Regions from separate parts of the Homo sapiens genome. Here region 2 is linked to region 1. Evidence: chromatin loops called from intact Hi-C (ENCODE). Cell type or tissue: dorsolateral prefrontal cortex. All regions are shown on one strand. Each heading gives the region's core, and the rest is flanking DNA. Links, peaks and the distances in the headings are about the cores only. Region 1 overlaps NHLH1 (nescient helix-loop-helix 1). Region 2 holds the start of KCNJ9 (potassium inwardly rectifying channel subfamily J member 9).

What was found. Peaks named below come from ENCODE experiments on the same cell type or tissue, not always from the same donor. Only the 100,000 strongest peaks of a DNase experiment are listed, where the experiment ranks them.
Region 2: a loop joins it to region 1, with 5 times the contacts of the local background. A loop is called at or near these places in 31 of 110 quality-filtered maps.

The regions. Positions count from the first base shown.
Region 1 is chr1:160,370,340-160,381,349 of GRCh38, reverse strand. NHLH1 (nescient helix-loop-helix 1) reads right to left here. Exons shown (of 2, transcript NM_005598.4): 2 at 8,504-10,793. The coding sequence starts at 10,618. The coding sequence ends at 10,217. It overlaps LOC105371466 (a long non-coding RNA gene), which reads left to right. Exons shown (of 4, transcript XR_007066686.1): 4 at 3,290-3,935. Among named protein-coding and RNA genes, the nearest start is that of NHLH1, 8.8 kb to the right of the region's middle. RefSeq lists an enhancer at 5,139-5,188. In dorsolateral prefrontal cortex, for the core only: CTCF peaks have their summits at 4,442 and 4,643 (motif pointing right); DNase peaks (open chromatin) are centred at 4,659, 5,409, 5,779 and 9,339; H3K4me3 peaks cover 1,361 bases; H3K27ac peaks cover 2,417 bases.
Region 2 is chr1:160,079,732-160,090,741 of GRCh38, reverse strand. KCNJ9 (potassium inwardly rectifying channel subfamily J member 9) reads right to left here and starts at 9,204. Exons shown (of 3, transcript NM_004983.3): 1 at 9,045-9,204; 2 at 5,862-6,825; 3 at 179-3,256. The coding sequence starts at 6,711. The coding sequence ends at 2,925. RefSeq lists an enhancer at 5,614-6,144. In dorsolateral prefrontal cortex, for the core only: CTCF peaks have their summits at 4,737, 4,939 (motif pointing left), 6,265 and 6,472 (motif pointing right); DNase peaks (open chromatin) are centred at 4,456, 4,921, 6,120, 6,471 and 1 weaker place; H3K4me3 peaks cover 5,280 bases; H3K27ac peaks cover 8,000 bases.

The sequences.
Region 1 (11,010 bases), core at 1,559-9,558:
GTGAGATACCATCTCTGAAAAAAAAGGGGGAATAAACACATTTTTATTTTACCTAAAATAAATTGCATTTAAATATATATATATAGCTTTAATTTTAAAAAGAATTAAAATAAATTTTAAATAGGCCCAGGATATGAACAGGAAATTCACAGAAGAAAAACAAATATCTAATAAGTACATGAAATTATCATCAACTTCAAATAATAGGAAAAATTCTAATTAAAGAAAAATTTGATATTTCCTTTTGCCCATCATACTGGCAAAAAAAAAAATGATGATATCCATTGTTATAAAGGGTAGGAGAAATGTAGACTCCTACATGTGGTTGGAAATAGCGTGGATTGATAAAGCCTTACTGGAGGGGAACTGGAAGTATCTATCAAAATGTAAAATGTACATTCTCTTTAATCCAGCAGTTTTATTTCTAGAAATCTACCTTCACAAAATGCTCATATAGGCCGGGCGCGGTGGCTCACACCTGTAAACCCAGCACTTTGGGAGGCTGAGGCCAGCAGATCACTTGAGGTCAGGAGTTCGAGACCAGCCTAGCCAACATGGTGAAACCAACGCCTCTACTAAAAATACAAAAATTAGCTGGGTGTTGTGGCACGCGCCTGTAATCCCAGCTACTCGGAAGACTGAGGCAGGAGAATGGCTTGAACCCAGGAAGCAGAGGTTGCACTGAGCCGAGATTGTGCCACTGCACTCCAGCCTGGGTTACAGAGTGAGACTCTGTCTCAAAAAAAAAAAAAAAAAATGCTCATATAAATGCACAAATATATGCATGAGATCATGTGCACTGCAGCATTGTTAATAATGAAAGATTGAAGCCATCAGCAGGAGGAAAGCTCAATGAATTATATACATATGTCCTATGCAGAAGTCTAAAAAGTGAAGATAGGGCCGGGTGTGGTGGCTCATGCCTGTAATCCCAGCACTTTGGGAGGCCAAGGTGGGTGAATTACTTGAGGTCAGGCATTTGAGACCAGCCTGGCCAACATAGTGAAACCCCACCTCTACTAAAAATATGAAAATTAGCCAGGCGTGATGTCGCACGCCTGTAATCCCAGCTACTCGGGAGGCTGAGGCACGAGAATTGCTTGAACCTGGGAGGCAGAGGTTGCAGTAAGCTGAGATTGGGCCACTGCACTCCAGCCTGAGTGACAGAGGGAGACTCTGTCTCAAAACAACAAACAAAGAAACAAACAAACAAAAAAAAGAAAACATGTTCAGAGATTTGAAGTAACTCACCCCAGGTCACACTGAAATCCATGTGCTAGCAGATAGATGATTTCAGTAAAGTTCAATGTGGTGAGTGCAATGATAGAGATATGCATAGAAAGACCAGGGAGCACACCAGGAGCCAAGCTGGGGCTATAGGAGAGACACACCAAGTTGGGGTACTTTTCTGAAGGCAAGGACATCTGCATTGTCTTGAAGGATGAATAGGACTCGTATAGGTGAAGTACAGGAGGAGGAACAACGGGAGCAAAGGAACGGCAGTCAGGAGTAACATGGACTGTGCCAGAGAGCTTTGAGTGCCTTCGAATTGTTAGAGCAAAAAGTACAAAGGACAGAATGGCCGATGGGGCTGGACAAACTGGCAGGAGCTGCACTGTGAAGGGACTTTCATACCATGTTGAAGAACTTGGGTTTTATCCTGGGGAAATAATGGGGAATCATTAAAAGGATAGTGTAGAAGTGTCCTGGTTCAGTTTGCATTTTGGGTAGCTAAGTCTGAGGGCAGCCTGAAGGGTGGACCTACGGGGAGGAAGCCGAAAGGCAGGGAGACTAGCTAGGCCACCGCAATAGTCCAGGTGAAGAAAAGCATTGGTAGAACTGGTAGAAAAACAGAAGTCATGTTTAGGAGGTAAAATGAATAGCTACTGATGATGGATTGGAGGTGAGACTAGAGGGAAAAACATGTAGCAATAGTCACGGCAACTGAATGTTGATGATACCATGTTTTGCCGTGGGGATACCAGGAGAGGAGGAGGGTTGAAGAGGGGAGAAGATAAGGTGGCCAGTTTGCAACATGTGGCGTTGGACATTCCTGGGAGATATCCTAGTAAAGAGGTACAACTTTTCAGCTACAAACCCAGAAAGCCAACTTCCTTCTGGGCAGCTCCACGGGAAGGCTCCTGGGGGGCTTTCATTCAGTTTGTCCTTATTACACCACCTTACTGCCACCATCTCCACCACAATTCTCCACAACGTTCCTCTTCCTACGTGTGCTACTTTGGAAAGTAGCACCACTGTACACCCAGGCTCCCAGGCCAGAAACCTGGGAGTTCTCCTCTAGCCTGCCACATTTAATGAATCACGACATCCTGTTGAATCTACCATTTAAATAGCTTCCTAAATCTGTCCTCCCTTCCCCATTCCTACTGCCGCTACCTAAATACAGACCCTCAGCTTCTTGCAGCTGACTTTGCGATAGCCTCCTAAAACTGTTCCCTGCACAGAGCTTACCTTTACGCAGCTATGATCAGAAATGTCCTAAAAGTGGCCAGGCGTGGTGGCTCTCACCTCTAATCCCAGCACTTTGGGAGGCCGAGGCAGGCAGATCATTTGAGGTCAGGAGATCGAGACCAGCCTGGCCCAACAGGGTGAAACCCCGTCTCTACTAAAGTACAAAAAATTAGTCGGGCGTGGTGGTGCCCGCCTGTGCTCCCAGCTACTTGAGAGGCTGAGGCAGGGGAATTGCTTGAACCCAGGAGACGGTGATTGCAGTGAGCCAAGATCACCCCACTGTACTTCAGCCTGGCGACAGAGCAAGACTCCATCTCAAAAAATAAATAAATAAAAAATTAGCCGGGTGTGTTGGTGCACACCTATAATCCCAGCTACTTAGGAGGCTGAGGCAGGAGAATGACTTGAACCCAGAGGCAGAGGTTACAGTGAACCGAGATTGCACCACTGCACTCCAGCCTGGGTGACAGAGCAAGACTCTCTCTTAAAAAAAAAAAAAAGAAAGAAAGAAAGAAAGAAAGAAAGAAATGTTCTGAAAGTGATATTTCTAAAGTGTACATCTGATGATAGTGTTTATCTACCCCACTAGAGAATGTTCATTGGTTTCCCATCACTGTGTGGCCAAGCACACACTCCCTATTATGCTTCTCCTGACCTGGCCCCTGCTTACCTCTCCAGACCATTCCGTCACTTTCCTGTCCCACCAGCCCCTTGCACTTAATGTCCCAACAATACCACACTGCTAATAGTGTGCTCTTGCTCACCAGAGCTTCTCAGGGTTCCATGCCTTCATACCTACAGTGCCTTTCCTTTGTAGGTGGGGTTCCCTGGGAAGTGGATTCCTGAACTCTGAGATCGTATACAGGAGAGTGCCAGCAGGAGAGTTCTTGAGAACACCTGTGAGGTGTGAGGGAAGCTGCAATAAGCCGAGAGAGAAACTGAAAAGCAATGCAATGGCAACAGAGGCTTCTGTCCATCCCATGGGGGCTCTCAAGCTGGGATAACTTTGTAACCCCACATCAACCAGTCATTGCCCTAGGGAAAGAGCAACACCTCAGGCAAGGCGGCTTTCTTCCTCCAAAGGCAATTCCTGGAGAGGGACTCAGCTGTGAGTCAACACTTCCACAGCTGGAGAAGTGAGTGGAGCACACCACAGAATTCACTGTACGTATCTCATGGTCTTCAAAACCCAGCTCAGAGTTTACCGGCTGCCTTCCTCACCAACACCCTCTCTCAGGTAATCACTCGCTTCCTTGCAGATGCCTCTCACTGTTGGGAAACTGATATGTTTACATGCCTGTCTCCCATACTCCCTCCCAAGTAGGTGGTGGGGAGGGCCTGATCCTGTATTTCAGAATCCAGAACAGTGCCCGGTATACATTGGCTATTCCATAAAGGCATGCTGCACTGAATAAATTGAAATCAACCAATGAAAGAGGTAGCTACAAGCTTATAAAAGAAGGAGGCTGGAGTTTAATGCTAGAAAGGATAAAAGGGACATAGACAGTAGAGATTCTCACTTGGGAACCACACTGGAGACCCTGCTTGGGAGGCCCAAGAGTCCCAGGTTAGAGCGAATCAAGGCTCTGAGCTTGGGATGTCCAAAGAGGGGCAGGAGCCAGAACAAAACCTGTAACCTATAAATAGCCATAGGTTATAGCTCATGGAGCTGGGAGACAAAGGTAAAACTTCAAGGGGAGAACGGGCTTCTAGGAAAGAGGAAATTCGACAGCTCCCTCTCCTTGCTCCATACCTGCCAGCTGTCACTCAGACTCCTATATTAAAAAGAGCACACACACAAAAAAGTACACAGATATACACGTGTTCAAAAACCACAGAATCAGGTAAGCACGCCCAGATACAGAACACACACATAACACAGACACACAATACATGAAACAGACACAGACCAGAAAAAAATCAATCTGAAAATTATAGGCCATAATATATGTAAATGAACCACCTATGAATTCTAAACTCTGTTTACCCCTAGTCAGCCTTCAAGCCTCCTTCACCTTCCAGAAATCTCTGACAAGTAGAGAATTCCAGATTGCAGAATTGCAATTCCTTCGTCCTTTGTCCCCAGTCAGGTCATTTCTTCTCTTTTTCAGGCTCTCAGCAGCTCCTAGCTAGGGATAGGGAAGAGGGAAAATGTTTCTGCTAGTAGCCAGCAGGGGACAGTGTTCAACAAGCAATAATCAAATCAGCCTTCAACTTGCTGAAGGGAGGGAATGGAGGACGAGGGAACCAGAAAAGGGTCCTCAGACCAACACATTGCTCTGATCACACCCTCGATCCATGTCTCCCTCTTTTTTTTCTGCTTCTTCAGCCCCCTTCTTCTCCTCAGCTGCAGTTTCTCCATCCTTAGTTTAGTAGATCTCATGGATTGTCTATTTGCTCAGAGAAGACTAAGCTCAGGAATTTCCCCCTCAGGGAGAGACATTCCCCTTAGCCTCTTGTCCCTTTCCATTCTGTCTTGGTTCCCAAGGTGGTCAGGACTTCGGAGTTTTCATCTGGACTCCTGACCAATGCTCAGGAACCCACATGAGGGGCTCAGTTCCAGGGCCACCTCTCAGGGGATGCTTGCATCCTGGTGCACAGCTGGTCTAGTAGAAGTGGGGTTGGGTGTCAGGCCCCTGCACTGCCCTTAGCCTGGTGCTTTGTAAAGTGCACAAACTGTATGACAGTACAGTTGACCCTGCTACTTACTGCCCCTGAGATAGCATCTGATGAGCGTTTCCGGTGTTGAACACTTTCACGATGATCTCATTTAATCCTCATCACACCCCGGTGGGTCTTGTTGTCTTTCCTGCTTTCCATATGAAAAAGCTGTTGCTCAGGGAGGGCATGCGGTTTGCTCACTGTGGCACAAAGGGGAAAGGTGGAGACAGAGCAGGGACACGGGACCTCTGGCTGCCGGGTGTGGGCTTTCTCCCCTCTAGCACAGTGTTGCTGCACTGCCACCACTGCCTCCCTTCTTCCACTCCCTCTCAGCCTTTCAGGCTCATCTCTGCTTGCTCCCTTCTCCTCCCTGCGCTGACATCCCAGCACTGTGAGCCTCTTTCTTCTGCCCATAATCCTCATCCAATGAGAGGTCAAAAGCTCAGGAAAGAACACAAGAAGAAAGCAGAAAGATAAAGGAACTGGGTGGTAGAAAGGGCTTTCCAGAAAGAGGAAGAAGCAAAGGCAAAGAAGACAGGGCCTGCACTGGGGGTGGAGAGGGAAGGGAGGTGGGTGGAATGAGGAAGCGGAGCACCCTCCACACTGTGCCCAGACTTGGGAAAGGGCACAGACAGGGCCTCCATTGTGTGGGCACAAAGAGGCCATATGCCTGGCAGCCTATGACAGTGTGTGTGTGTGCGCGTGTGTGTGTGTGTGTGTGTGAGAGAGAGAGAGAGAGAGAGAGAGAGAGAGATTTTAGGCAACCCCCACCCAGCCCCTGGGGCCTTGACTTCTGCTCTGTCACTGGTGATGGGTTTGCTGAGTTACAGGACAGGGCGTTGATGAAGACAGGACTGGAGGGTCAGGCACCTGTGGTCACTAGGACTGGAAGAGGGCATGGACAGCTGGGGGAGCTATGGCCATGCATGGGATACTTGGCAAGGGGAGTAAGGAAGCAGGGGTGAAGTGCAAGAGTCCCATTCTGGGGTCCTCCTAACTGCCCCTCCCCCACCCCACCACCCACGAGTTGGGTTTAGAGGGATGTGGAATGAGGGATGCAGAGCAGATCCTCTTCTAACAATCCCTTTTCCCCATCCTCCCTATCTGCTAGCCCCAAAGCTTTCACTTTCCCCTCAGCCCAGGGACTTCCATCTCCCTGCCCTCTCCCTCCTCCCCCAGTGCCTGGTCCCCTGCTCCCTCCTCTTCCCACTCTCCACCTCCTTCTCCTGTCCTTCCCAGAGTGAGAAGAGCAACAAGAGCGACAGCGGCAGCGAGGCCAATTGATTATCTGAAGAAATTCGGAGCTAGCAGTAGAACAGCTGCAGCTTCCCCCTCTCACCACCTCCAGGCCCTCAGGGATCCCTGAGGGGAGGGGCCCCCTAAGCCCTTCTGCTCTCCAGCCCAGGCAAAGAGACAAGAGAGGGAGGCAGGGAGCCCAGAGGACTGTGGCTGCTGAGCACAGAGAAGCACAAAGCTCTCAGGGCCAGGAATGGAAGACTTGGCTTCTAATCCCAGGCCATCATCATGGGTGAGTCACGTCACCTGTCTGGACAGTAGTTTACCTGCCTTTGAAATAAAGTTGTTGGATTCAGTGATTTCTGTGTTCCCGTCCAACTCTGGCCCTTTGGAGTCCTGAAGTTCTCCCTGATCTCAGTTCAGCCTTCCCTTTTGCCAGGCTCTGGGCAGAGCACATGTCATTTAACTCACATGGGAAGGGGAAGATGTCAAGTCCTCCTGTATGGAAGCTCCTCCCTAGGTCTAACTCAAGCCCTTCATGCTGCTTATGTCATTCTTTGTTCATCAAAGATGAAAACCCATAGCTGGGCATGGTGATTCATGCCTGTAATCCCAGTATTTTAGGAGGCCAAGGCAGCAGGATCACTTCAGGCCAGGAGTTAGAGACCAGTCTGACCAACATGGCGAAAACCCATCTCTACTAAAAACACAAAAATTAGCCGGGCATGACAGCGGGCGCCTGTAGTCCCAGCTACTCAGGAGGCTGAACCACGAGAATGGCTTGAATGGGGAGGTGGATGTTGCAGTGGGCCAAGATCCCGCCACTGCACTCCAGCCTGGGCAATAGAGCAAGACTCTGTCTCAAAAAGATAAAAAGAAAAAAGAAAATATTTCAGGGACTGAAAGTTGTCTCTGCATTTCCCTCCTGCTGTTTGCCTTCAGCCTTCTCGTATGACCTTAAGTTTGGAGAGGATCTTCTAATGAACCTAGCCAGTGTTCCATCTGAGGCAGCAATGTGCTCTATGATTTCTCTGCGTGTGGTTGACTCTCCAGCTTCTCTATTTGGAGTTCTCCTCTTGAGGCAGTCAGTGCCATTGCTGGACAGCTCCAGGTGTTGCAAAATTTTTCTTCAAATTAAAATCTGCTTTCTTCTAACTTCTACTCACGGGTTTTGTTCGGCCTACTGGGGCCCCACAGAATATCCATTTTTGATTCTTCTTTCAATATTTAAAGATGGGTGTCATATTACCCCCAAGTCTACTCTTATCAAGACACATATCCTCAGTTTTTCAACTATTTCTTCTATAAAGTGGTCTCCAGACCTTTTGGTTTCTTCGCCACACAACCCTAAATCCTCTCTAGTTTATCAATGCACCTATGAAAATATGGGGTCCAAAAGAGGGCTAACTGTCAGCCTGGGTCATTTTAGGGAGGCAGAGGGGAGTTGGCAGCATATGGTAGAAAGAACCTGGATTTGGGCCTTAGTTGTGCCCCCAGTTAGCTGTGTGGCCTTGGGTAAGACCCTACCCTTCTCTGAGCTTTAGTGTCCCCATCTATAAATTCATTTGAGGGTCCCTTCAGCACTCTTTTTTTTTTTTTATCCCTGTCCATATTCTTCTCTGAGTCCCAGGCCTGCCATCTGTTTTCCCCAGTATCCTAAGGCTGGGGAACACAAAATAGGCCAAGAACTGAGATTGCAGGGAATTTTGACCCAGCCTAGAGACAATAAAGGGGAAGGCAATGTCTCAGTTTCATACCATAGCTTTTCCCAGCAGCATGGACCCACAGACACATGTTTAACTTGGGTTCCACCGAAATATTCACCTCCTTCTCAGGCCATAGAGAGCAGGAGCGGAAGCACAACATCAGAGAAGTCAGATAGTGTCACTAAATTAGTGCCAAGAAGGGAGTATCTGGCACCCAGATTTTGGTGAGGAGATCTTGGACCTGTATGTTATACTCTCCCCTGCACCTCTTTTCCCTGTGGCCCCTTTTCTCTGTCTTCATTTGTTCCCCAAACTGAGCTCTCCTGACCCCATCAGAAGAGCCTACGAAGCCTAGGACCCTCAATGCCCACCCTACCATAACCTGCAGGCCAGCTTCCTAACCCAATTGAATGAGCCACAACCATACCTGGTGCTAGAACGAGGTCACTTTTATTTTTCTTTTTGTATGAAATTGGGGATGCAACCAGAAGGAATCACACAGAGATATGTGACACAGACCCCTGGGGCCTGCTCTTGGGAGTATCAGGAAGAGGCAAGGGTCACAGGGCAGGCTGGGGAGAGAAAAGAGGCAGATGGGACCAGGTAGGATTGTCTAGGGGTGGAGGGAGTTGAGGAAGGACATCCAGGAGCCCTGGAGCTGGGGGAGGAGCACTATCCTGGAGGACTAGAGTGTCAGGACAGGTGGATCTGGGGAAAGGATATGGTGTGGCAAGCAAAGGGCATGCTCACACACACCAGGAGTTGAAGAAGGAGCAAGAAAAGGAAAGGCGTAAGCAGGGAGGAAGCAAGAGAGACCCAGCTAGAGCTGCTGGGAGCCCCTCACTCTACCCCAAAGTGCACAACTCGGCAATAAATAGCAATATTTATAAATAAATAAATAAGTAAATAAATAGATGAATAAATAAATAAATAAATAAATATACTTGTAGAGCTAGGAGTTTGGTGCGAGGGAGGAGGGAGCACAGAAATGCAGTGAGTTCATTTCTTCTATGCAGGTTCTAAGGCCCTTCATTCCACTGCTGACCCTGAGCTATAGTGCGCAGGTGGGGATCAGCAGCATGGAGTAGGGGCGCAGAGTTGGGGGTCTCTTCCCTTGCCAAAGGCAGCTCAAGGAAAGAGAAAAAAATGTAATAAGTAAGTCCTAGGGCCAGGAGAACTGTGCATTTTCAGAGGGCAACAATTGGGCATCCTCCTTGCGTTGGGGGGAGGAACCAGTGAGGGTGCTGCACATTTTCAGAGTGGGCTGAGATGAGGAAGCAGAAGTGAGATGTGGCCCACTCGTTGCCTGAGCCTTCTGCAAATACTCCGGGCTGTTTGGGATGTCATCCCCTAATCCGGAATCTAGGTTTTTGTTTTTTTTTTTCTCTAGTGACACACAGGGAGGGAGAAAATTGGGACAGTAGGAGTCAGAGGGACAGGGAAGTAGCCAAATAGCTCAAAGAGGGCAAGGCACTCACTACCAAGTAAGATCTGAGGTCTGTATGTGCTAAGCCACAGGAACAAGATGGACAGAAACAGGAAGAGTTTTTCCATAATTCCCAGCTACTGAGATTCCCCTCACAGGAGTCAGGGCACCAACCCCTGCCTCCCCAGGGCCTCACCCCTCTGCCAAGCACTGAGAGACTGAGATCTTGGAGGAAGAAGCCCACTCCCCACTCTAACCCCAGCCTTCCTCCCTTGCAATTCTGACAGCCCATCCCCACCAGGGGCAGGAGAAGCTAGAACAGATAGGATACACAGCTGAGGTCTGTGGTGGCTGAAAATTTGGACATAGGGGTAGAAGAGGCAGCATTCAGTGAGAGAGCTTGGGGGCAGACTCCAAGTGTGGCTGGCTTAGTAAAGCCAGCAAGGATTCCATACCAACCACACTAGCAAACAATTCTGCACAGCTGGGCCTCAGCAATAAACCCCGGAAGGAACCCAGGAGAATAGCCCTCGAGGTGCCTGGGTCAGAGAAAGGAAGAGGCCCTCATGACCAGCCGGTGGGCTCTCTGCCTGTGCCCAGGGCCTTTGGGACTCCATGCCAAGGTATAAGGGCTCGGGGAGGATGCGGCCTTTCTAAGCAGTGAGCGGTGGAAAGGGGCCCCAGAGAGGCCCGGGAGGTGGGAGACAGGCTGAGTTCAGACGTCCAGCACGTGGTTCAGGTAGGAGATATAGCAGATGGCCAGGCGCAGAATCTCAATCTTGGAGAGCTTCTTGTCGGGGGGCAGCGTAGGCAGCAGCTTGCGCAGCTCGGCGAAGGCCAGGTTGAAGGCTTCCACGCGGATGCGTTCTCGCGTGGCGTGGGCCGTGCGGTACTTGGCTGTGGCGCGGCGCCGGCGCCGGCGCTCCTCGCGGCTCAGATGCTGCAGGTCTTTCCGGCCAGGCTCTCCCGGCTCTGGGCCTCGGGCCTGGCCCCCTCCCGGACCCCCAGGCCCGGCACCATCAGGGCCCGCCCCGCCCCCACAGTCACTGAAGCCCGACTCAGTCTCTGAGTGGGTGGGCGGCAGGTCCAGCTCCATGGTGTCTGAGTTGAGCATCATGATGGAAGCCCCCTGCCCTGTGAGATCAGGATCCCCTCCCCACCCCTCCCTCTGGGAGCTTGAAAGCTGGTGGTGGGAGGGGGAGGAAGGGGGAGGAAGGGTCGTGGGGTCTGCCACTGAGCTCTAGAAGTCACTGCCACTTCAGGGTTCCATGGTCAGGGTGCCAGTCTGAAGCCTGAAAAAGAGAAGAGAGAAGTGATAGCAGCGGAGGGAGGAGGGAATGCTCAGCTCAGAGGTGGGAAAGCAGGTTTGAGATGGGCTGGGAGGGGTAAGGAACTGTGAATGTGAGGGAAGAACAGCAGAAACTGGTGGGGGTCGGGGGGTGGGGAGAGGCCGAGAGACAGAGAGGCAGGTGGACAGGGTGAAAGGAAGAGGAGGACGAAAGGTAGTAA
Region 2 (11,010 bases), core at 1,051-9,050, 290 kb after region 1:
ACACCTGCATATACCCGCTTCACCTGCCTGTACCTACCCTGGGGTCTCCTCCCTCCCACCCTTCAGCTTCACCCCTCCTCCAGTGCCCCAGGAGTTTCATGAATTTTCTTGCCTAAGGATTCTCTGATCCTAAAATTCTTACCTGCACGGCACCTTAAGAGGCATCTGGCAGGCCTCCTTCAGTTGTTATTTAAACATTTATTGAGCATTACGAGTTTGCTGTCATTTTTACAGATGAGGAAACTGAGGCCCAGATATGCGATTTGCCCAGAGTCATAGAGCTAATTAGCAAGTGTCAGGAGTAGGACCTAGGTCTCCTGACTTGTTGCACTGTACAGTGGTGCCCTGAGTGGTGACAGTGGCGAGGAGAGGTGTGGCAGGGTCTCAGTGACTTCAGCAGGCAGGAGGGGCCTTTCCAGACTGAGTTTCTCTGCTTGTTCAGCTGCAATGGGTTGGCTCCTGTGTGAGTGCGTGTGTGTGGATACCAAGTAGCCCACCCGCTCTTGTCCAGACCCCCCTGTTTTACTGAAACCCAAATGAATCCCCATTCTCCATCCCAACATCTGTTCTTAGGGGACCAGTCAATGCCAGGCTTCAGGAATCTCATCTTTGATGACAGGGCCCCAGTGGCCCTGTGACCTGAGGCAAAGATATCCGTGTTTTGACTGAAAGGAAGGGACTGGGACTTGGGTCCTCTCTGAGTGAACCCCAGCTGTCTGGGCTGCTTCCATGGCCCCCTTTCTTGCTTCCAGAGGACCCATAGGGCCCTGGCTATGCCCATAGGACCCTGGCTGTGCCCCATAGGACCCTATCTGCCCAGCCTGGAACAGAGAAGACTGGAGTGCTTTCCCCAGGGGGCTTATGAAAGGGCAGGAGTGGGATGTGGCCAGGGCCAAGGGAGGAGGTCCTTGCTGGGCCAGTGCTGCTGTGTGGGAGACAGGCGCTGTCCCAGGGCAGGCTCTCCTGGGCCTATGCTTTTCTCCAGGCCAGCTTCAGGTCCCTTCCACCCCTCTGCCTCTCTCAACTTGCAGTTGTTCTCCCTCACTATCCAGGAAGCTGCCGCTGGTGACTGGGATGTGATCAGGAAGCAGGTGGAGGTGGGGTGAGAATATGCGTCTTTGGGACCCCCTGGCCCAATTGGGCTGACAGCAGGCTGCAGACACATCCAGATGTTCTAACTCCTATCGCTTCTCTCCGATTTTCTCCCACATTCAATCTTGCCTCCAGTCCTACAAGGGGTTCTGTCCTTTGCCCCTAAAACTCTTCCTGCTCCACCTCCCCCCGACCTCCCCAGGAGCCCCCTCAAGTCCTTCTGATGGCTTCATCTCTCTGTCGGGCCTGCTCAGCTTCCAGACACCCCCTCCACTTGTCACTGCCCTGTTTCCATTGATGGTTGAGTTTCTGGGCCCAAAGTTAAACTCTTCAGCCTGGGCTTCGGGTCCCTTTCCCACACATAAAACCCCACCCTTCACATTTCTCTGTCTGCTCCTGTGAGGATCCTCAGCTTCTTCTCAGCTTCTCTTCATCTTCCTCTCAGCTACTCCTCAGTTTCTATGCCCCATGTCCTGAAACGACTTCCAAGTATTCACTTAGAGCACAGGTTCTCAAAGTGTGGTCCTCAGTCCAGCAACAGCAGCATGACCTGGGGACTTCTTAGGAATGCATGGTTTTGGTCCCCACCTCTTGGGTCAGAAACCCTTGGAGTGGAGCCCAAAAATCTGTGTTTTACCAAGCCCTCCAGGTGATTCCAACGCACACTGGAGATTTCTAACTCCTGACTTACATATTCCCTATGCCTTACACTGGCCCCAGCCTTCTGATCACCCACACTCCCCTACCCTCCACGGGACTGCACAGGTTGTCAGTTTGAATTATCCCTCGTTCAGTCACCACAGGTAGATTCCTCTGTTTTCCCAGGTGCCCCTTATTTTGAGGACAGGAACCAGGTTTTTGAATGTCCACTCCACATGGCACCCAATCAGTGATGTGAATGACTGTGCCCCAAGGACACACTGCTTTCCTAGGGGCTCCCTGTTTCCCAGCTCTAGTGAACCCACTTTCTAGATCTCTCTCCTGGCCCTTCCTCCCCAGAACCTCTCTCTCTCTCTTCCTGCCTGTGCCTGATACCTGTAAGATCTCACTCCACTGTAAGAAAATAGCTATCCCTGGTTTTCCTTTCCCAGGCCCCTCTCCAGGCCCCAGCTCAGGCACCTCCCCGCTCTGCCTGCTTCCCTGAACTTGCGGACTAAGGTCATTCACACCTTGCTGAGCCCCTTGCACGCCTTCATCCTGGTGAGGGTGGAGCTAGGAGGGCACCCTCCTCATGTGCCCATCTTGGTCCGGCTCCTTTCTCCTTCACTTCAGCTTGGCCTACCGTGTCATTAGACAGTTGTGCCATATGTGGGGAGGCTGGCAGAAGAGGTGACTGGGGACTGCAATCCATCCTATACTCTGCTCCCCAAGCCATGCACCCTGGTTTGGGGCTGTATCTGTCTGGAGGAAAAGGGTTCCTTTTTAAAATTTGCACAGGGGTGTTCTACAGGTTAGTGGCAGCCCTGAGTGGACCAGTTGTCTACTGGTCCATCTATGTATCTGTCAGCTGTCTTTATCTGCTACCATCTTCCCATCCAACCCCCAAAAGTCCATCATTCTGTCCATCCATCCACTCATGAACAAATGTGAAGGTCAAACACAGACTGGCATTTTCACCCGGCCCCACCCTCCATTTCCCTGAAATCAGGACCCCTCCCTTCCATACTGGTTTCTAGACTTGAGGTTCTGGGGGACGGGGACTTTCCAACTTTAGCACATTTCCAGGGGCTTTGCCTTCCTCCTCCTCCTCCTCCTCCACCACCTCCGATATGCAGTTCCCCATGTATCTGTGTCTGGCCCCCGGTCTGCCACAGGGGTCTGGAGGAAGCTGGTCACACCTTGGACTCACTCTCTGGGGGTGGCAGGCAGCCATTCTGCTCCTTGTCAGCCCCAGCTTCCCCACCCGCCCCCTCCCCCGCCCCCTCCTCCTCCACCTTCTCATCCAGCCGGCTGGGGATGGACCAGTAGAGATGGGCATCAAGGCGGGCGGCAGCCTCTGCCAGCTCTCGAGCACTGCACGAAGGTGTGGGCACCTCAAAAGTCTCGTGAAAGCTGGCATAGTCCACTTCGTAGAAGCCGTCCTCCAGAGTCAGCACTGACGTGAAGCGGTGGCCCCACAGCACCTCGTCTACCAGGTAGGAGCTCCGAGCTTGGCATGTCATTCCTGGGAGGAGGGGCACCGGTCAGGGGGAATCTCAGCTCCAGGCTTCCCTCTCCTCTTCTCATTCCACAACCCTACTCCCAGCACCCTCCCTTCTATTCCTTCCTAAGGGCTCCCACCTCCCTTTGGTCCAGTCCATTTCCCCCCCTCCCTAGCTCCTGTTCTTACCCAGCTCCCTCGTGTCTTCTCCATTTGCCCCAACTCCTCTTAATGTCCAGCTCTTTTTTCCCCTCCTGTCATTTGGTGATGCCAACCAAAAAAAGCTTAACCTTGAAACTAACCTTAGGGATCCTCTAGTCCAACTTCTCACTCCATACAGGGCTCCCCAAAGGAGCATTTCTAACAATGGGCATCTAGCTTATACTTGATTACCTCCCAGGATTGATAGCTCACCACTTCATAAAGGGCCCACTCCTTTGTATGATAGCTCTAATAGTTGGGTTGTTCTTTATACAGAGCTAAAACCTGTACCCTGGGATTTCCAACTCTTGGCTTCATTCCCCTCCCACTTCACAGTCCTCTGAGTATCTGAAAACAGGAGTCTCAGATTCCCTCATGTTTTCTCTCTTGACTTAACATCCCTGGCTTCCTCCACGATTCCTCATTTGACCTGGTTTTCCAGAACTCTACTTTTTTGATTACAAGCCAGAATGGCCAAGGAGGGCCCTTTAAGCATTTTGAGTATAGTAAATTTTCCAACTGTGGCCTGCTCCGTGCATAAGAGAGCGCGCACCATCTCTCTCTTCTGGCCATGATGCTTTCACTAATAGGGCCCAGGATAACATTACATAATCATTTTGGAGGCTGCATCACATTGCTACGACATCAAGACTGTAGCCAACTAAAACTCCCAGTTCTTTTTTCACCAGTGCTCTTCCATGCTGTGCTTACATAAGTGATTTTTTTAAAGCCTAAATGTAGAATTTTATATTTATTCATTTTAAATGTCATCTTGCTGGGTTTTGGCTCATTATTCTTGCTTTTCAAAAGCGTTTTGAATCCTGACTGTCTCACCCAAAATATTACCATCCTTTCCAGCTTTATCTCTCTAGAAAAACAGACAGATTCCTATCCTCATCTCCTCTGTCCTGGTCCTCCCTGCCCGGGGCTTGTGTCCTATCTTCCTGTTGGGCTGGTGCACCCCTCAGGGCAGGTCATTCTCCTTTCTGCCACAGGGTCTTGCCCCCAACCCATATCCATCTCGGAACAAGGGGAAACAGAAGAGTGAACATTAGCTAACCGGAGAGTGGCTGTCAACTCGGAAAGCCTGGCGCTGAGACATTGGTATTCCTCGGTGAAGTTGGAATAGAAAGTATCCAGTGGGAGAGAAGAGAAAGAGGCATAAGGGACACTGGGGAGAGAAGGGCTTCGAGGAGGAGAGGGCAGGGCTGGGGGTACAAAGAGAAAAGAGGGCCGGGCAGCAACTTCCCTGGAGGGTGAGGGGCCTGCCTGAGATACTGGCAGAAAAGGAGTGACAGCTGGAGAGAGAGGAAAGGGAACGGGGTGAGTGGGGGAAGAGGAAAGAGTCGGGGTGAAGCAGGAATGGGAACAGTGATGCGGAGCTGGGGTTGGGGTGTGAAGCGGAGTCTCAGCCTAAAGGGGCCAGGGAAAGGATCTGAAGGCACCAGCTTGTCAGCGAAGCCGGCAGGGAGCATCAGCAGCTCTGGCGTCAGAGGAGGGACTGCGGCGCCCCCTAGTGGGCCTTTGGTCCTCCACCCGCAGTTTCCTCATCCTCATCTATCCTCTAGATCTCAAGTCCTAAGTGACCTCCTTTGCGACTCCTGTAACACTGGTCTTTTTTCACCTGCTCCCAAAGCCTTCACTGTGTAGGTCTGGGTTGGACTTATTGACATCACAGATGAGTTGCCAGTTCCTTTTGGAAAAGAGCTAGAAAAGGTAACATCATCTATATCCCTTGTCAGTGGAAATGGATGAATTGGGAAACCGAGGTACAAGTGAGACTAGGTATTAAACTCCCCTCAAGATCCGGCCTAGAAATAACTCAGGCAATGGAAAACCTTCACCGTCAAATTCCAGGGGCCTGAACCTGACTGCAGTGAGAAAACCCCTGAACCTAACCCCTCCTTCCAACTCGGGACCACTAAACATTGAAGCCACATTGCCTGTGTCCAATCCAGGCATGGCCACTTATTGGCTTAGGAAAGTGGACAACTTCCTTAATTTCTCATTGGAGCAATCTCATCTCTAAAAAGTGAGCACAATAACAAGAAGTTACCTTCAGAGGGTTCTTGTTAGGATTAAATCGACTCAGAGGTAGAAAGTGCTTTGGAACTGCGCATGACACAGGGTGAATACTGGGCGAGCACTAGCTATTATTACTGTCCCTATTCCAAGTGACACATTCCTCTGGGCCCAGGGCCCCACGCCAGTGCCATTTCGGAGAATTCCTCCAAGCTTTCTCTTGGCCTTCTGCGGCGTTGCTCGGTTCCACTCCCGCCTCCGACCCCTGTCTCACCTCACTGTCTCATCCTCCACCAGCCCCTCCATCCATCCTCCCCAGCTCCCCTGGCCCCTAGTCTCGCCCCTGCCTTCCTCGGTCCCGCCCACCCTCTGCCAACCCCGCTCCCCTCCCCAGGCCTGCTCGCACCCGTGGCTTCCACCATGCCCTCGAGGATAACGACGATCTCGAAGTCGTCCCTCTCGAGGGCACGGCGCGACGCCTCCCAGAAGGGGCTGGCGGCGTCGATCTCGTGGCTGATAACCAGCGGCGAGACGAGGAAGAGGCGGTCGTCTCCCGTGTCGAAGCCCACGCTGAGGTCGGTCTGGTGCAGCGGGATGAACTCGCCCTCCAGCGTCTGGCGCGAGCGGATGAGCTTGGCGCGGATGGAGGCCTCCACTATGTGTGAGGAGCGCAAGTCGCCCACGCGGAACATGAGGCAGAGGCGCCCGTCGCGCAGCGACACCACGGCGTGCGAGGAGAAGACGAGCGTGGCTGCGCGCTTGTTGGGCTGCGAGATCTTGACGAACATGCAGCCCACCATGAAGGCGTTCACCATGGAGCCCAGGATGGCCTGCAGCAGCAGCAGCACGATGCCCTCGGGGCACTGGTCGGTGATGACGCGGTGCCCGTAGCCGATGGTGGTCTCGGTCTCGATGGAGAAGAGGAAGGCGGCCACGAAGCCGTTGAGGTTGTTGACGCACGGCGTCCACGCGGTGTCCTCCAGGTGCTCCAGGTCGCCGCGGCCGTAGGCGATCAGCCACCAGATGGCGCCGAAGAAGAGCCAGGTGAGCGCGTAGGCCAGGACGAAGAACAACAGGCTGAGGCGCCACTGCAGGTCCACCAGCGTGGTGAACAGGTCCGTCAGGTAGCGGTATGTCTCGCGCACGTTGCCCTGCTGCACGTTGCACCGGCCATCCTTCTCCACGTAGCGCTGGCGGCCGCGGCGCCGCGGCGGCTCCTCCTGCCCGGGCGAGAAGGCCGCGTTCTCCTGCGCCATGGCGGCCGCGTCAGGGCGAGCGCTGCGGGCGCCTGGAGTGCGGCGGGGGCCCGAGCTGCTGCCACCTGCCGCGCGTCGCTGGGCGCCTAGGCGGCGTCGGGGGTCCTGGAGGGGCTTAATAAAGGTTTGCCGAATGAGTGGCCCCTCGGGAGATGGGGAGGCACGGGGCATCAGGGCCAGCACCGAGCCCTGGGGGGCCCTGGGCGAGTCCCTTCGTGTTGCCTGGCCTCTATTTCTGGGAATAACACATTCAGCCCTAACTGCCCCCCAGGCTCAGAAAGTTGTGAGGGTCAAATGGAATGATGTACCTGAACTGGATAGAACTGTGCAAGTTCCACGATGATTTTCAGGGGAAGGAGGTACCAGATATTTTGGTGCCATCACCTCCAGCTGGGGTGTGCAGCACCTCAGGGGCAGCCCCGGGGCCAAAGACCCAGGCCCAGATCCCCCTAGTGATTTCCTGAAATCAATAGACTGGGGGCTTTTTGGGGAGGGGGGCAGGCGGGTAATGGAGCCCTCCCTGCCCTAAGGACTTCCACCATCCCTTCCCCAGCTGTAGCCAGTGCAGCCACCAATGGCTCTCCTCGCAGGCTGTTTTGAAGTTCACCCCAAGACTGATACACAGTCTTTCTCATTCTTCCCTCCTTGGACCTCACTCACTCCGCTCCATTCCCTCCCCTCAACATGCTTACAAACGAGAAAGAAATGAAAGCTGTGGAAAGTCAGTGGAAACCCTCCAGTGCACAAGGGTGGAACATTAGGAAATTCCCACTAGAAATCCTCCCTGAGACCTACCCACGATCACTGCTGCTCTTGGGCCAGCCTCATTTCCCTTGGGTTTTTTCTCCTAGTGGAGACAGCCTGCAAATGGGGAGGGGAACTGGAAGATCCCAACACAGAAGCCTGGGAAAGGAAGCCCAGAGTTATAAAGAGTTAGGCTCGTATCCCTCTGGGATCCTATTCTTCATGAGAGACATGGAATCAGATCAGGTGAAGCACTAAGCACCCACATTTATTTCCCCACTCCCTCTAGTTATATTTTCCCCCAGCCTCTTACTTCCCATGGACTATCCTAACACCAGCCCCGCCCCCACCTGCCATATGCCCCAAAGCCCACATTCCAAGCGAAGCCCACCTGATTTTTCTTCACATGCTTGCCTCTGAGGAGCTCTCTGAGCTGCAATCTGCTCTGAGAGAGGTCCAGAGCCCTTCCCCAAAGCACCCAGGGTCCTCTAGGAGATATGGACCATACAGGGAAAGGTTTAGAATAGGATTTGGGACTCTTCCACCTTCCCTTCTCTTTCCTGGGAATGATCCTCTCCTCCCACTCCACGGAAACGTGGGCTGGCTAGTGGGTGGGGGATGGAGGAGTGTGCCATAGGAACCACAGATGGCCTGGATGGTTGACCAGGTCCTGGGGAGAAACTGCCTGGGTATGTGACTCTAAACCTAGCACTCCAGCATCTTATGTTCTGGGGTGAGGTCCTCTGCAGTCAGCACTCTGGAGAGGGTGTGTGTGTGTGTGTTTGTGTGTCTTGGGGTAGAGAAGGTAGGAAGAGAAATCAAAATGAAATGGCTTTGAGCTTAGGGGCACCCCCTGCATTTATTGTCCATGGAGTCAGGGGACACAGGGTCCAAGAGCCCCATGGCAATGGAAGATTAGGGTTTCCCCTGCCCCCAACAATGGGCTTCCTTTTCCTTCCCTGAAGCTCAGATGTCCTCAGGAAGAGTAAGCATTGACTGGCTCAGAGACCCCAGGTCATGCAGAAAACGACCCTGCTCCCATTATCCTAGCTTTAGTCCCAGGTGGGCTTCCAGATGTTCTCTCAGGGTCTTAGGTAATCTGACCCCCAGTCGGCTTGCCTAGACAGATCTCTCTGCCCAGGGATGGGGAAGGAACCCCGATGTCGGATCACCCCCAGAACTCTCTCACTCTCCATTGCCCCAGGGATCTAGGTAAACCTTATTTTGAATGTGTCCCACATCCTGTCTTCCTGAGTGGGGGACTGCACTTTTCTCAGGGGAAGGAAAAGTGTGAAATTGTTACCTCTATCTCAAGATCAAGGACTTGATTTCTCCATCTTCCCTCCAAGAATTTCAGTTCCTCCAACCTACTCCTCATTTCTTGTGCATGCTATGACCCCTTTGCAGAAGATTGCAATACCACTTTTCCTGGGCCCCTCTTCCTCCCTCTAGAGAGCTGGGGAGTAAGGGGGCTCATTTTTTGGAAGGAGAGACCTGGTGAAAACTCCCCCAAGAACCAGCTCCTCCCAAACCCCCACTTGCCTTGGAAATAGGGGCCCAAACCCCAAGTCCCCCGCAACTCAACTCACAGCACGTGGAGAGGAGAGTAGCCGGCAGCAGAGACCCCTGGGGGGTGGCGTCCATGCCCCTGACACCGCCCCCCCCACGGGCCCCCCGAAGGGTGGGAGCCGCAGACACCGCTGTTTCTCCTAAATGTAGCGGCAGCTCTGACTAGGACTTGCTATCTGTGTCATCCCTACTTCCCAGGCTCCCCTGCTCCTCTCTTGTTTCCACGGCAACCAGTCTGGCGACAGCTCCAGAGCATCCCCCTCCCCTCCCCAGTCCTGGGTACCACTAGGGGTTGATCCAAACCACACGCCATAGCTATTTTTAGCCAAAGTCCCTCCTCCTGGACAACTCAGAGCTTGGCTCCTCACCCCCTCATAGGAAAAAAAAAAAAAGAAGAAGAAAGAAAAACAAAGCTGGCACGCTGGCTCTTTCCTAAGAAGCTCCTTCCTGGGGGAAAATACAAGCCCTCATGTATTTGAGAATAAGGTGCTAGGTTCCCTGGGGTTTCAGAGGGCCATCTGGTAGCTGGCAGCTCACCACCTTCAACATGGGTCTCTGCGTGCAGGTGCTGCTCTCAGGTCAGGCTGACCATCATGGTCTAGTTTTGGAGAGGCCATGGATCCAGAAGGCGGTAGCTAGAAGGAAAATAGATCTACTAAAGGAAGGGAGGCAGGGTCAGGGGTTCTAATTATTGCCACTGATTTGCACTGTGTCCCATAGGAGTCACTTCACTTCCCTGAGCCACAGTTATTCCATCTGTACCAGGGTGTGGACAAGAGCAAATATCCCCTTTCTGCCTGCTTCACAGAGTCAGCAGATCAAACGAAGAAAAAACAAACAAACAAAAACCAAAAAAACCACAAAGGGCTTTGAAATGTGTTTTATTCATAGCAAAAACCCTAGAAACAACCCAAATGTCCACCAGAGAGAAAAGCCTAGGTTAGGGCTTACTAAGTATTCACTCGGCAAACTTCTGCGGAGCCCAAGTGCCAGGCAGTGTGTTAGATGGGGTGGTTACAGAATGGGTGAGTCCCTGCCCACAAGGAGCTCATTAACCCAGGAGGGATAAAGACACACAAACACACAGTGGCTGCTGCTACTAATTCACTGAGCATGGGATATGAACGAGACACATGCCTCATGTCATCCCCATGGCAACTCTATAAGACAGGTGTTATTTTTCCCAGTTATAGATGAGGAAACTGAAACAGAGACATGTTAAGTAATTTATCGAATGTCACAGAGTTGGGCAGAGACAGGAGCCAAACTCCCACATCTGTATCACCTCATGCTTTGTAAATTGTTTTAAAAGAAGACTTCTTAAAGGGTAGTTTTAGATTCAGAGCAAAACTGAGAGGAAAGTTATAGAGATTTTCCGTATGCCCCCTGTCCCCACACATCCACCAGAATGGCACATTTGTTACAAGTGATGAAGCTACATTGACATCATAATCGCCCAAAGTCCATAGCTGACATTAGGGTTCACTTTTGGTGTTGTACACTCTGTGGGTTTGGACAAATATATAATGATGTGTATCCACCATTATAGTCTCATTGCTGTAAAAGTCCTCTATGCTCTGCCTAGTCAATCCCCCTTCCCTAACCCCTGGCAACAACTGCTCTTTTTCCTGTTTCCATAATTTTCCTTTTCCAGAATGTCATGTCGTTGGAATTGTACAATATGTAGCCATTTCAAATTGGCTTCTTTCACTTAGTAATGTAAATTTAAGGTTCCTCCATGTCTTTTCATGGCTTTGTAGTTCATTTCTTTTTGGCACTGAATAATATTCCATTTCAGGATGGCCATGGTTTATTTATCTATTTACCTACTGAAGGACATCTCGGTTGCTTTCAAGATTTGGCCATGATGAATACAGCTGCTATAAACATCCATCGGCAGATTTTCATGTGGACGTAAGTTTTCATCTCCTTTGGGTAGATACCAAGGAGCATGATTCCTGGATCGTATGGTAAGAGTATGTTTAG